2 separate regions of the Homo sapiens genome follow, and region 2 is linked to region 1. A link is an interaction called in ENCODE POLR2A ChIA-PET data of the cell type or tissue named here. Cell type or tissue: A673. All regions are shown on one strand. Links, peaks and the distances in the headings refer to the core of each region. The heading gives the core; the rest is flanking DNA.

Region 1 (5,188 bases), core at 624-4,623:
GTTAATAGAGAGAAACCAAGAAGACAACGAGTGTCCTCAACTTGAGATCAGTAAGTCAGAAAGAAGCAACTGTGCATGATGATCTATACAAGCAACTCCAAAGGAAAGGAACCTGCTTCCCAGGACAGAATCTTTTGTGTTTTATGGATTAGGCTGTTCTTGCATTGTTACAAAGAAATATTTGAGACTGTGCAACTTTCAAAGAAAATAGGTTTAATTGGCTCATGGTTCTGCAGGCTATACAGGAAGCATAGCAGCATCTGTTTCTGAAGGGCCTGAGGAAGCTTACAATCACTGCTGGAGGCAAAGCAGAAGAATAGGTATCTCATATGGTAAGAACAGGAATGAGAGAGAGTTGGGGGAATGGGGGAGTTGTCACACACTTTTAAATGACCAGATCTCACAAGAGAACTCACTATCAGGAAGGCAGCATGAAGCCATGAGGGATCTGCCCCCATGACCCAAACATTTCCCACCAGACCCCACCTCCAGCATTGGGGATTAAATTCAACATGTGATTTGGGTAGGAACCAATATCCAAACTATATCAGTATAAGAAAAAAATATTGTAGCTTCTCTTTCATTTGCTAGCTTCTCACATTTTTAATTTCTATTTTTAAGAATGTTTTGTGATGAATATTACACCCAAGTTTCTATATATAATTTATAAAGAAATATGCAAATATGAAAGTTACTAAAAATTTTTGTGCTGATAAGAATAAAAAATAAATGTTGCTGATATTTCTTGTTCTATTTCTATTTGGTAAGCAGTATATATTAATGTTTGCAGTTTGACACATATAGATTACATTTTGATTACAATAAGGGAAAGTGTTTTCAGTAATTTGGGTTAAAAGTTTTCCAAATAAGATACAGGTAAAATCAGATGTAAGAGCTATTCTGCATGAAATTGCCAAGTAATTGACAAGGTGAGTTTGTCTGCCCCAGCTGGCTTGTCACATCTACTCTTCTTTCTCTTCCTAGACACAGATAACTATATGCACTGTTTAAAAATTAGAACAATAAATGCAATATTTGTAAACTGGCCTATGATCTCTGACCTCTGGCCAGAATTATGTTTATAGCAGGTTGAGAGCAGAATTGAGACCACAGGTGACCATCCTGGCAAAAAAGTAGGTCACAGACTGAGATGTAAACCTTATTCCTTGATAAGGTAGGGTCAGAAACCAAGTTGGCCACAGAAATACTAATCAGAAAATATTTATATCTGTGGTTGCAGAAGTTACAGGAAATATATCCACACATATACTCTGTTTAGATAAAAATGCATTCTAAATTGGCAACCTGGATAGCTATGTGTGAAAAATAGTTTCTTCCTGAGATAGTTTGGGTTCAGCAATCTCCATGTCTGGAACATTAATCTTTTGCTATGAGACCATCTCTGCTTAGCAAAAATCCATACACTGTAAAAATATATCCTTAAAACTCAATACGATTTAGCATTCAAAGCCTGTGTCTTTCACCTTAGCTTTTGGCTCACCTATTCATTGCAAATAACTTACAAAAGATCATATTTGTACATTTTTGTGAAATTACCTTTTGAAAGGATAACTCAACATGCAACTGGGTGAGAGGCCATCTGAAGATTAAGAGGGAGTCTAGAAGCAGGGCTGGAGAAATGCCCTCCCCTATCAGCAGAAACAGTTCAAACAGCCCCAGGAGGTGGCCTCATGTGTTAGTCAAGAAGACACAGAGCTCTACAAAAGAAAGAAAGAAAACAGGTAGTTGCACCATGGGCTGGCAGAAGATGCCAGTGGCTTATTTTGGACCAGGGGTAGTCCATCTCCATCAGTCAGTCTGGAGAACGCCTTCCCTTCTAAAAATCACATTTCAAAAAAATAATTGGTCACATCATTGGCTGAATATATTTACTGTGCGTAAGTCATCTGGTACTGAGAAGAGGTAGCCAAAGGTTACTGTTTAGAGTCATTTTTTATAGGAAAAATATTTGCTCAAAGGATAATTAAAATAAAAGGAAAGGAAAGAAAGGAAGAAAAGGAAATAAAAAGAAAGATATTTCAAAATCAAATAAATTAATTTCAGCTTACCCTGGAAAATCTAATTTCTTTCGGTAATATTCCTCTCCAGTTACATGAGAGTTGATGATAAATAATTTGGGTGTTTTCATGAAGTATAGCATATCTAATAAGCTTCTGAGTAGTGTCCTAAATTCCTGGAAACACTGTCAAATACTATGTATCACACATGTTAACAAGAGCTTACTTATTCATGTACATATGAATCAGGAAGGTTAGGCAGTCCCTTACAGGATTTTAAGCTTTAAAAATGAAATAAAAAACAACTCAGAACAACACTGAAAAGGCCTGCTCTGGTTGGCCAGTGAGTATCACAAACAAACAAACATTTTTCTTATTGTAACCTCACACAGCACCCCAGTCCACTACTCCAACCTCTTCCTTCTAAGCAGCTGTTCTAGACAGGTGTCCTGGCTGTAACAGTCTTCCTCAGGCAGGATCCCTGTCTAAGACAGGTAAGGACCACAGCCTTACCTGTCTGCACAACCATGTACTCCTCAAAGATAGTTAAAGATCCTCTTATCTATTTCACAGTCTAATTATAAATCCCATTTGCCATCATCAAGTGGTGATTGTAGATTCACCAGTAGAGTTCAGTGTTTCTCTAATAACTATCTAGCTAGGGAAAAGTTTAGTATTCTGATTTCAGCACAGTCAGAAAGAGCAAATATTGAACTCAGCAGCTCAAGTTGAAGAAAAGACATTGCTCTCCTTAATAAATGCTTTTTATTAGTATCAGGCTGTCATTCTTTCTCACAGATACCCTTCTAATCCTTCCTTTTGCACATGGTCTTTTTTCATCATATTATGTTTATCCATGTAGTGAACATGTCTCTCTCCCCTACTTATTAACAGACTCTTTTAGTCAAGCAAGTGATTTCATTCTTTCTTATTACCAGCTTACTGCAAAACACACACATAAACATACACACACAACAGTGCAGACAAATGTTTCTCGCTTAAAAATATATATATATATATATTTAAAATAATTTTGTGAACCCTGCATTTTGATGTTTAATTTGATTCCATTCCTGATATTCAGACTTACGAACTTTCTTTTTTTCAGGTTCTACCATTTTCTTGTTGTTAGGAAGTAGCTTGGACAAGTTCACGCAGAGGAAAGAATCAGGCTTTCTGTTTCTATGGTCCTTCTCTCCTTCACATTCTGACTGGACATGTGACCTTGACATTTCTCACTGCTCAGTGATTCCAGATCTCCTACAGAAAAGTTTTGCTCCTACTAATTCTGTTTCTAGAAAGTACATCAATACTTTATTCCAAATCAGACACTCTCCATAATATACTAATAGCATTCATTTAGACCTTAAACCCAAATCTAACCAAGAATTTTGCACAGCATCATCTGGAAATAACAGTTTCTCATCTAACTAGATGTGTTTGTAATTAGACAGCCCAGATATACATAGCATTAAATGATAAGGAGAGTAGAGAGGAGACTTCAGATTTAAGTGTGTTGTTTCATTCAGAATTCTTGATATGTTGCTAATAATTTAAATGTGCTTCACATGCATGGAATGACATTAAGTCTATCACTCTATCATCACCAAATATAAATGATCAAATGGTGATGATTTATCTACTACTGCTAATCTTTTATTCCATGTATCATTTATTTTAAAGGTTTTTAAAATATAAAGTAACAAATATTCTTGCATAAAGCTCACAGTGACATCATAGAAAAAAGTTGGCAAGGAGATATTTAATACACCTCAGTATGGTATTTGTATTGATGAGTACCCACTTTGAGTCCAGAATATCTGCTCTTATATCCTAACCTCACTGGTTGGATTAAATTTCAGACATACAGCTCTGTCAGCCTTCATAGTCACAATAGAAGTATTCGTATTTAAAATTCAAGAAATTTCTGGCAACCAATATGAACAGATTGCTAATTTTTTTTACCCCCAAGGAATTTGCATTATTCATATGTTATGTTAAAAAGTATGATTTTCAGTCATCTATTTTCTGTTCTCATTTGCTAGTGTTAATAGATACAATGTTATTTGTTTATTTTGTGAGTTTATTTCCAACAAGGAACAGCTTTCTCACATTTCTCCATTAAATAGGAATAGCAGAACATACAGTCATATTTCATACTGTGATAGGCAACTTTAATGGTCATCTGCTTTATCTGATCAACATGGTCTGGCACATGTATCTGCCCTGAATAATGTGCTATAACTAACAGAGAAAGATCTAATCCCCAAACCCACTTCACTGGGTGATGAACAGTTTCCCCTTCTCCAATATTGTGCTTTAATCTGACACCTGGGAACTTCATCAATTTTTTCCAAAGCCATACCATTTTTTTTCTTACTTTCCAGAAGATAGTAAATAGGGTTGTGAAATTAGTATTGCTCCAGGTCCCCATATTTTGTTACTCACCAACAATGTGTCTTCAGGCAATTCACTTACTTAGTCTCTCTGAGCCCAGATCTTCATACCTGGACTGTGTATGATGATATCTGCTGTATGAATTGATGGTGAAGTCTAAAAAGAAAATATATGAAAGTAATTTATAAAATGCTAAGTGACATATATATATATATATATATATATATATGCAATTCAAGTAGGTAAAAAATATTGTATGAGTATGTCACTTATCTAGAGAGATCTTTAAGATTCTATCTTGGAACACAACAGGAACTGGGAGAATATCCCTTGCCTACGGCCAGCAAATTCGAGAACATCGAAACTCATGCATTCTGGTCATAAGAACCTGTGCACAAACCTGGGGTGGCTGAGGAGCATGAAAAATGAATTACAAAGTCAATCTGTATGAATCAAAATAGAAAGGAAAGTGGACATATGAACTAGTGGTAATTCATGTAGGAAAACAGAAAATGGGTTGAGAAAATAAAGCCAAAATTTTTAAAATTGTGAAATGAGAACTGGGAGAAATTAATTTCCAGGAGAACAGACAGTTGTAAAATTGCTAGTACTGTGTCAGCAATGTAGAACAACAGATGTTTTAAATTCCTGGGCTTCTGTTTTGAAAGCTGGTGGTACTTGCTACTTAAGTGGCACTATGGCCTTGAGATGGCGTTCATAAGCAGCCTTTTCTGAAGCATCTCAGATGCTGACCCTATGAGCTTGAGCAATCA
Region 2 (5,188 bases), core at 338-4,337, 1.2 Mb after region 1:
GGTGGATCCCGAGGTCAGGAGATCGAGACCATCCTGGCCAACACAGTGAAACCCTGTCTCTACTAAAAATACGAAAAATTAGCCGGGTGTGGTGGCGGGCACCTGTAGTCCCAGCTACTCAGGAGGCTGAGGCAGGAGAATGGCGTGAACCTGGGAGGCGGAGCTTGCAGTGAGCCAAGATTGCGCCACTGCGCTCCAGCCTGGGTGACAGAGCGAGACTCTGTCTCAAAAAAAAAAAAAAAAAAAAAACTATCTCTCTCTCTATCTATCTGTTCGAGGCTTAGGGTAAGGATACCAGAAGTCTGACTTCCAGATAAGTGAGGTATCATGAATCGGGATGGAGAAGGAACAAATATCATCTGGATATATGGTTATTCTGAGAGTTCTTGCTTGTTTAAAGTATTTTATTAGAAAAGACAAGATCATGCTGAATCAACTAATATACTGACAAAATATGCTGAATAGAGAAACAGGAGGTTCTCTCTGAATTTGTGTCTACCTACTCTACGCTCAACGCATTTGATTCCTCTCATGGTATTGCACCTGGATTCTATTAATATTTTTCTACAAACTGACTATTATAGATAAAAAAAAAAAGCTTAGCTAAGTGAGGTTATTCTCTATTTTGAATAGTGAGCAAAATGACTAATCATCAACTCTTAAACTCAGGGTTGTGGGCATTATTATGTTACTAAAACATCCATAAATATTTGAAGATTAAACAATGTTTGTTCCAGAATTGCACAAATTTGAACTTAGTACTATAAATAACCAGCATACCTTCACACTGATGTAATCAAATCAAATATGTCAACAGAACTATATGTCCCAATTACATTTTTAAAAATATAAAACTGGACTAATGGGGTTTATACAATTTTCAGTAAGTCATCTTAGAACAAAACAAAACAAATCTGACAATCGATCTCACATGTTAACAACTCATTAACCAGAATGAGGTCATCATAGTATTCTATATGTGTTTCACATGAAAAACTGATACTTTTTATTGAATATAATTTGAAACATTAAAGGAATTCAACATCAACTTTTAGAATAGACATATTGCGTGTTAAAATTTCAAAACTCTGTAATTGATTTATTAGTACACAATAAAACCAGAACAATATCTTGTTCTTTTCCTAACTCCAGATAACATATTTTTGAAAGCTCCTCAAGTCTCCACTCAACTTGTTTGCAAAGCAATGTAATTGTAAGATTCAGTTTTATCAACAAGGATCTGACAATATTAGCCGGTTTCCTGGCAAGGCCAAGAAGGTCTGTAGACCACTTAAAGATAATCAGGGATTCTACTTTTTTGGCTAACAAACTTTTTTTTTTTTTTTTTTTTTTTGAGACAGAGTCTCGCTCCGTCGCCCAGGCTGGAGTGCAGTGGTGCCATCTCGGCTCACTGCAAGCTCCGCCTCCCAGGCTTAGGCCATTCTCCTGCCTCAGTCTCCCAAGTAGCTGGGACTACAGCTGCCGCCCACCACGCCGGGCTAATTTTTTTGGTTGTTATTTTTAGTAGAGACGGAGTTTCACCGTGTTAGCCAAGATGGTCTCGATCTCCTGACCTCGTGATCCGTCCGCCTCGGCCTCCCAAAGTGCTGGGATTACAGGCGTGACAAACCCTATAGTAAGTTCAGGGTTCTACCTAACTATATTCGTGGGTAGCTAAAAGCCAACTTTGCTTTGGCATTGGTGTGAGAGGTGCATTGATGGCTGGTTTAACGTGTAGCCTCTTACCTTCTCTCCTGCCTATCCCTGATCCTTACCTACTGTCAGTCAAGTAGTCAAGTAGTTTCTAAGCAGCAGTATGATGGTAACTGCTAATCTGACTCATCACACTTCCTTAGATCAGGCTGGTAAGGAGACAATGAGCTCAAATGAATTTTAAAAAAGTATTAGTCATAGCACAGGAGACAGCATGAGCTTCTTGCTCAATTCAATTCTCCTTTCCCCTCAAGTCCCATTGGGTTGATATGGAGATGGGAATTGGCAGATGTACATACAGTGTGTCTGTCACAGCTGAGGAGCCATGAGCTCAGGAAACTCTTAATCTTTGTTTCTTTTCTTTCTTTCTTTCCTTCTTTCTTTCTTTCTTTCTCTTTCTTTCTTTCTTTCTTTCTTTCTTTCTTATTTGGGAGGGAGGGGGAATTTCTAATCTTATAAAGAGACTGCAAAAAAATTAAAATTTAAAATTTAAAAAACACTGATCATTCTCCCTTCTGGAGAGAAATATTGTCTTAATAGGAATGTAAACAAATCTTCTCCAGGGAGGATAGGGAGCATTCTTTGTACTGTACTGTAATGTCTTTGGAAAGGGAGATATTAGCCTTTAATATTGAAGAATATAAATAAATCTGAGCAAATTGTCTGTTAAGATTGAGATATGAAGAAATGTGCAAAGTTTATGGAGAATTGTCTCCAAACATCTGTCCCCTTCCCAGACTAATTACCCTTGTTCTACCCCACATCTGCTACTTGTAGCTTCCTAGAATTATTTCATATTGTGATTTCACTTCATCTAGCAAACTTTTATTTATATTTTAAAAATTATCTTAGAGGTCATCCTACTCTGTGAACTCTTCCTAGACAAGCTACTCAGATCTACTTGTTCCACTTCTATATGCTTTTAGCATTTTGCCTATATGCTGATCTTGGCAACTATGGAGCTATTCTGTAATTGTTGATTTTTTTTTTTGTCTTCTCCACTACACTGCAGACTCCTTAAGGACAAATATAACTTCACAGATGCAACTATGTCTACCTATTTCCTAACACAAATCCTGATGACTTGTTACATTAATTAATTTACTTTTCTGAATCTGAGTTTATCTTCTGCAAAATGAGCCTATAACCACCTAGCCTATCATGAAACGTATTTTGTAAAATTTGAATGCAGTCTCATCTTGGAATCTCACTTCTCTTCTCTTGGCTGTATTGGTAATGCTTACTCAATGACCAATTTGCTATGGACATTTTCACCAGTATGTCTCACTGACAGGGATTGCTTCTCCCATATCTAACTGAAAAAAAAAAAAAGCATGAATTTTATATGCATCATCTAAGGCCCCTGACTTTTTTAAAAAATAAAGCATTGTATAAAGTTCATTACCTAGTAGTTTTCAGCTAATATCTGTGTTCTGAAAATGATCAGGAGAATGTTCTCACTGTTCTGGGTTCTGTCTGTTCACAGCATTCTTTTTTTTCTTGAAAATGGATGGGTCAAAGTCATTGCTACTTCTGATGAGTATTTCTTAATCAGGTCACGGTGGCCTTTTTGTTTTTGTTTTGCCTTATTTTTTTATATATATATATATAAAGGAAACTGTTACAGTTACTGCATGTTCCCCTTGAAAGTCTTTTTGTATTCCATATCTGTCTTTTAAAAATGCAAAAAAAAAAAGATTATGTTTCAGGGTACTATAATCACCAAGTCACAGTAAAGTCAGAGATTTACTTCAGATTTTCTCTTTCCATTGCATTCTTTTTGATTCATTAGAAGGCAAATCACCTTGATTTTCATATTGCTTAGCAGCATAATTTGTTTTTCAGCTCTTGGAGTATCTGTGTTTTCCCATAATCTTCACTTTTTTAAAATCTTTTTTTAACATTTTCAAAGTCAACAAAAGCCCACAAATATAACATTTTATTTCTATTTCAGGTTTGTAATGGTATACCCATGAAGACTAATTTTTTACAGTATAAGCATTCATCCTTGAAAACATAACATTCCCAAACACACAAATGACTTTAAGAGCAGCATTTTTCTACAACTGACATTCAGCTTGAGAATCATGGTAGTTACTCAATAGGGGATAAACGCCATGGCACTAAGATAGAAATATTTTATCCTTCTAACTTTGTGGATTAGGATATTTCTAATTTAATGGTAGAATCATTTACCTCATCTAGGCAATCGGAGATTATGATCCCATGATTTACCATATTTCAGCTCCCTTTTTTCTTTTATTAATTGAAAGAACATGGACGCTACTATTGGTAGCCAATAGATGCATCTTTCACTATGTCTTCTTATCATAGTTTTCAAATATTCACAACACAAAATTATTATTAAATAAATAAAAATCATACTGTCCAAGTCCTGATAACAGTAAAAATGGTAGCTCATAATAGTATACTATTTTGTAGTTTACAAATTATGTTTGCTCTTTCAATTTAGGATTCACAGCAGCTATGTAGGTGGGTATCACCACCTCCATCTGAAAATTTTAAAGTGAAACTAAAATAGTTAGATAAATATTTAAAGTCATACAACTATAATTTACTAGGACCAACTTATAAATCCAGATCTTCTGAGTCCAACTGTAGCATTTATTTTATCAACTGCTTTCCTGTGGAGGTTTTGTCTTGTGTTTTATTTTTTGTCATCTAAGAGAATTTTTTATGTATATTCTTTCACATTTTTGCAGAAGTGTCTCAGAGTGTGCATATGTGTATGATATGAGTGTATCAGTGTGTGAATATGTATGCAGGGGATTAAAATGATGACATTCCTGATCTCCTTTTTAAAACCATGGCCTCCATCAGAAATTTATTTTATGTTTTCTTTTTTTCCAAAACTAGGGTCTTAAAGAGGATTTATTATGAAAAGAAAAGTTTGCTGCTAAAATAAAAATTTTAAAGCTCTAATCTAAAAACAATATATTTCTGTCTATCTGTAGCTTCTCTTTTGACATCCCACAGAATGAATGAACATACATGATTACTGAATGATATGGTTTGGCTCTGTGTCCCTAGCCAAATCTCCTGTCCAACTGTAATCCTCAGTGTTGGACGTGGGGCCTGTTGGGAAGTGACTGGATCATGTGGGCAGTTTCTAATGGTTTAAAACCATCCCACCGGGTGCTTTTCTGAAGATATTGAGTTCCCACAAGATACGGTTGTATACACCTGTGTGGCACCTTCCCCACTTCCTCCTGCTCTAGCAATGTAAAGACGTCCACTCCTGCTTTGACTTCTGCCATGAGCTAAAGCTCCCTGCGGCCTTACAGCCATGCTTCCTGTACAGCCTGTAGAACTGTGAGTCACCTGAACCTCTTTTCTTTATAAATTATCCACTTTCAGGTATTTCCTTATAGTAGTGCAAGAACAGACTAATACATTGAACTTCCTAGAAACAGTGATATAGTCCAGACTCTTGCTTTGTCACCCAGGCTGGAGT

The links. ChIA-PET counts read pairs that join two places held together with the same protein. Peaks named below come from ENCODE experiments on the same cell type or tissue, not always from the same donor. Only the 100,000 strongest peaks of a DNase experiment are listed, where the experiment ranks them.
Region 2: POLR2A ChIA-PET joins it to region 1 with 5 read pairs; 1 of 35 experiments calls an interaction of 5 or more read pairs at or near these places.

What each region holds. Positions count from the first base shown.
Region 1 is chr2:140,083,221-140,088,408 of GRCh38, forward strand. It overlaps LINC01853 (long intergenic non-protein coding RNA 1853), which reads right to left. Exons shown (of 6, transcript NR_183816.1): 4 at 4,467-4,571; 5 at 1,558-1,718. Among named protein-coding and RNA genes, the nearest start is that of LINC01853, 32 kb to the right of the region's middle. In A673, for the core only: a CTCF peak has its summit at 2,636; a DNase peak (open chromatin) is centred at 2,691.
Region 2 is chr2:141,329,417-141,334,604 of GRCh38, forward strand. The region is part of intron 3 of LRP1B (LDL receptor related protein 1B); the gene reads right to left. Among named protein-coding and RNA genes, the nearest start is that of MIR7157, 750 kb to the left of the region's middle. In A673, for the core only: no CTCF peak of the experiment used is centred there; a DNase peak (open chromatin) is centred at 1,925.